Regions from separate parts of the Homo sapiens genome. Here region 1 is linked to region 2. Evidence: read pairs that join two places in POLR2A ChIA-PET (ENCODE). Cell type or tissue: CD4-positive, alpha-beta T cell. All regions are shown on one strand.

What was found. Peaks named below come from ENCODE experiments on the same cell type or tissue, not always from the same donor. Only the 100,000 strongest peaks of a DNase experiment are listed, where the experiment ranks them.
Region 1: POLR2A ChIA-PET joins it to region 2 with 13 read pairs; 3 of 35 experiments call an interaction of 5 or more read pairs at or near these places.

The regions. Positions count from the first base shown.
Region 1 is chr4:26,851,919-26,854,418 of GRCh38, forward strand. It overlaps a transcript of TBC1D19 not described here. Among named protein-coding and RNA genes, the nearest start is that of STIM2-AS1, 7.4 kb to the right of the region's middle. In CD4-positive, alpha-beta T cell, no CTCF peak of the experiment used is centred here; no DNase peak of the experiment used is centred here.
Region 2 is chr4:25,967,521-25,970,020 of GRCh38, forward strand. No RefSeq gene overlaps it. Among named protein-coding and RNA genes, the nearest start is that of SMIM20, 55 kb to the left of the region's middle. In CD4-positive, alpha-beta T cell, no CTCF peak of the experiment used is centred here; a DNase peak (open chromatin) is centred at 1,141; H3K27me3 peaks cover 513 bases.

The DNA.
Region 1 (2,500 bases), 880 kb after region 2:
ACAGAAAGGGTATGTCTGGGGAAAATGTAAACAATTTAATTGCTTTAAATGTTGTCCATATGCTGGTGACTCCTAAATCTAAATCTCCAGCTTGGGCTTTTCCTCTGAATTCCTGGCCTCTATCCAATTACTTACTGATGTTTCCACCTGGATGCCTATTAGGCATCTCAAAGTGAACGTATGCAAAACTGAGTTTCTACTGTCCTTCTGCCATCACTTGCTCTTCTCACAGTCTTCCACATCTTGGTTGATGGCAACTCCATTCTTCCAGTTGCTTAAGGTAAACATTTCGTTGTTATCCTTGACTTTCTCCTCTCACACGATGTATTCGGTTGGTCTATAAATCCTGTTGAGGCTGGGTGTGGTGGCTCACACCTATAATCCCAGCACTTTGGGAGACCAAGGCGGGAGGATTAGTTGAGCTCAGGAGTTCGAGACCAGCCTAGGCAACATGACACAACTCCTATCTCTACAAAAAAAATACAAAAATTAGCTGGGTGTGGTAGTACATGCCTGTGGTCTCAGCTACTTAGGAGGCTAAGATGGGAGGATCCATTGAGCCCGAGAAGTCAAGGCTGCAGTGAGCTGTGATTGTGCCACTGTACTCCAGCCTGGGTGACAGGGCGAGACCCTGTCTTAAATAAATAAATAAATATCAATCCTGTTGATTCTACCTTCAGAATTTACCAAGAAGTCCACCCCCGCCCCTTTTGTTTTTTGAGATGGAGTCTCACTCTGTCACCCAGGCTGGAGTGCAGTGGTGCGATCTTGGCTCACTGCAACCTCTGCCTCCCGGGTTCACACCATTCTCCTGCCTCAGCCTCCCGAGTAGCTGGGATTACAGGCGCCTGCCACCATGCCCAGCTAATTTTTTGTATTTTTAGTAGAGACGGGGTTTCACCGCGTTAGCCAGGATGGTCTCGATCTCCTGACCTCATGATCCACCTGCTTCGGCCTCCCAAAGTGCTAGGATTACAGGCGTGAGCCACTGCACCCGGCCGGATTCTACCACTTTTAACCATCACTTCTGCCACTATTCTGGCCTAAACTACATCATCTCTTGTCTGGACTGTGCAGCAGCCTCCGCAATGGCGTCCCCGCTCCTACCATGAAGCAACCAGAGCGATCCTGTAAACACATATGTCAGATGCCATGATTCTACTCAAAACCTTTCAGTGTTTCCAAACTCATTCAGAGGAAAAAGCTGTAAGAGCCCTGCATGTTCTGGCCCCTATCACTTTTCTTTCATTATCCACTATTTTCTCTGTCAGATACTCTAGCTAGATCGATCTCACTGGTATTTGTGAACAAACCACATACATCCTTTCCCCAAAACTTTTCTGTGGGCTGAAATCCTCTCTCCCCAGACATCTGTACAATTCTCTCATTTTGTTCAGGTCAAAAGTTATCTCCCCCCTTCCAGCTCCCCACCCACTTAGCACTTATCATTATCTAATATACAACATATTTTACTTTTTCATCTCCCATATTTTCAGCTTCCCAATTAGAATATAAAATTCCATCAAAGCAGACATTTTCTTTTCTTATTGTCACATAGTAGCGGGCCCAATAAATTTGGCTAAATAGCACTACTTTGTCCCAGTTAGAGAAACAACTTTTTTTTTTTGTTTGTTTTTGAGACAGAGTCTCGCTCCGTCGCCCAGGCTGGAGTGCAGTGGTGCGGTCTCGGCTCACTGCAATCTCTGCCTCCCAGGTTCAAGCCGTTCTCCTGGCTCAGCCTCCTCAGTAGCTGGTATTACAGGTGTGCACCACCATGCCTGGCTAATTTTTGTATTTTAGTAGAGATGGAGTTTCACCATGTTGGTCAGGCTGGGCTCGAACTCCTGACCTCATGATCTGTCCAGCTCAGCCTCCCAAAGTGCTGGAATTACAGGCGTGAGCCACCGCGCCTGGCCAAGAAACAACTTTTAAAATCTGATCTTCTTTCTTTCGTATTTACAATAATGCTCTGGGAATGTGCTCATCCGTAATTCAAACATCCACATTTCCAGACTTTCTGTTTTCCTTCGTTTCCATATCAGAAGGCTTGTCCTCAAACTCTCTTTTACTTATTCTTCTTCCTCATTGCAAACACATTCTGAAACACCTTTGTGTAAATATAAACACGTCAAGACAAACGCCTGATTTTACCATCTCCTGGCAGCTACACTATGTGAAATATGAGATCATTTCTTCACTTGACATTAAATTTTGAGGCAAGAACATCTTGAAATAAACTATTTCCTTAAAATGATTTAACTATACCAGAGACTGTGGAACCAGAATTTCATGGTGACAGATATTTTTAAACAATTAACAAAGCATAAATAAATAAAAGAAATACATATCTGTTTGGTGCTATTGTATGGCTGTGAGCTCCTTGGATTCTGGACTAGAAATTATCTTACTAATTTTTGATCTTAGCACCTAATATAGTACCCGACCCTAAAATGCATTCAATATTTGATGTATGAACACAAACGGCTTCTCTTAGTTCACA
Region 2 (2,500 bases):
TTGAATTCCCATAAGCTGAATTCATGTGTTCTGCCTTAATGCTCCCCACCATGTCAACACAGCTCCATTTTAACATTTGCCGCATTCTGAGGAAATTCTTAATGTATGTGTCCGCTTCCTTCCAGACTGAGATGTCTCTTAGGTATAGTGTCTAGCATAGTGTAAACTCAATGATGTTTGTCCAATGAAGCCATAATGGTGGAGTTGATGATAAACAGACATAGGAGTTTTCTGGGTCTTCTTAACCCATGCCTGGGAAGCTGTTGTAGAATTTCTTAGCATGGTCATTGGGTATTAGGGGAGGGAATGTTAGGGGTCTATATGAGAATCTAAAATCTGTATTAAGAATCCGTCAATGCCTATAATCCCAGCACTTTGGGAGGCCGAGGCAGGAAGACTGCTTGAGTCCAGGAGTTCAAGACCAGCCTGGGCAACAGAGCAAGACCTCAACTCTATTTAAAAAAAAAAGAATCAATCCAAGGTGACAATCTTTTATGGCTTGTGACCCTAGATAATATAGAACAGTTCTTTCCCTGTGGGAGGCTGGGGAGGGTGTGGAGTCCTAGGGAAGAGGGGTGCCTCTTCCCAGGTTCTTCATCTTAGTTGGGGTCCCTCCACTTGGCTCAAGTCTTGGGGACATACTGTATGAAGCTGAAGAACCAAGAAGCTGTAAAAAAGAAAGTGCTCAGGGGCTAGCACTCTCTCACCATCTCAAATGGACTGTAGGATCCATCTATCTGTGTATGGGTCCTCTCTCTTGATGAGGCAGACATTTCCAGAGCCTCATCTGTATTCCTCAGAGCTTTCCGTGTGCTTCTGATCATTGCAGCTGCCAGTATATCTGCATCTCTGTGTCTAGGGAATTTTTTCCTGGAGCCGTGGAAGGCAGCTCTTTCCACAAGCACAGGGTTTGAATTCCAGGGAATCAAGTGCTATGGGAGCAGTCCTCAACCAGACTCTCAGGAGTTGCTATATAAATATCCTAACTCCCTCACCTCCTGGCTGGGGAGAGTTCTGAGGTATGCATATGACACAGTTTCCCCCTGGGTTAAGCTCCAGTCACTGCCTTCTGTGGCTGGCTCAGTAATGCACCACTTACTGGCTGCCTTCCCTTCCTGGTATCACTTCCCCAAGTCCTCTTCTGCAGTTTCCTGAGACCACTTCCCAAATAAACCACTTGCACGGAAATTGTTGTCTCAGAGTCTGCTCCTGAGGGAACTCAAATGAAGAAACGGGGCCACCCTGGTCTCTTTCACTTTTGTTCTGTGCTCTTCTTGTTACCATTTGACTTATCCTTTCCTCTAATCTCTATATCCTTTTAAAAAATCTCAGCCGGGCGTGGTGGCTCATGCCTGTAATCCCAGCACTTTGGGAGGCCCAGGCGGGTGGATCACCTGAGGTCAGGAGTATCAGCCTGGCCAATACGGTGAAACCCCGTTTCTACTAAAAATACAAAAATTAGCCGGGCATGGTGGCATGTGCCTGTAATCCCAGCTACTCGAGAGGCTGAGGCAAGAGAATTGCTTGAACCGGGGAGGCAGAGCTTGCAGTGAGCTGAGATCCGCCCCTGCACTCCACTGAGATATCTCTTGGGTATAGTGTCTAGCATAGTGTAAACTCAATAATGGTTGTCCAATGAAGCCATAATGGTGGAGTTGATGTTAAACAGGCATAGGAGTTTTCTAGGTCTTCTTAACCCATGCCTGGGAAGCTGTTGTAGAATTTCTTAGCTCTGGGCAACAGAGCAAGATTCCGTCTGGAGGAAAAAAATCTCATATCTCTGCCTTTTTCATGCTTTTTATTTAGTCATTTTAGTAATTATTTCTACTGTTCCATGATGCACACCATCTGTATCTCCTCATGGCTCTCTGCTCCTGCTGTCTCTCCCTACAGCCCTTCATTTACTATTCCCACTGCTAACTGTCTGGCACTTGCCTAATTTCTCAGTTCAAATCCGCCAGGGATGAATTTAATGACCCGGCCATCTTTTTTTGCATAAGGCACAGGCTCCTGGGTGGATTGGCTGCACTCGGGTCAGCTGATCACCCCCTGTCCAATCAGAAGGGAGATGGGGCAGGAGCATAGCGGAAGGTTTAATGGCCGACCCCAAGGAGAAGAGTGGGGAAGCTGTAGCCTGTCTCCTATTCCTTCATATGGACAATTGACATTGTCTTAACTTTATTTTAAATATAACTTCAATTTCTCCTTTGCAATCAGATTGTCTTCTTAAGTCTCTCCAATACTGAAATTTCGAAGCTGCTATGGTTGTGCATAAATTAAGACTTGGCCGCCTAAGGACTGGACCCTCAGTAGAGCTGTGGGCAGGACCTTCCCCGGGAAAAGGAAGTGTCCGTGAGGCCAGTGTATTTGGCAGGTTAATACGCCAAGCATTCTGTGAAAAAAGTCTTTTTTGAATCATTACAAAACCTTGGAAAATACAGAAAAGCACAAAGGAAGAAAATAAAAGCCACAGGAAATCCCAGCACCCCGAGATAATCAC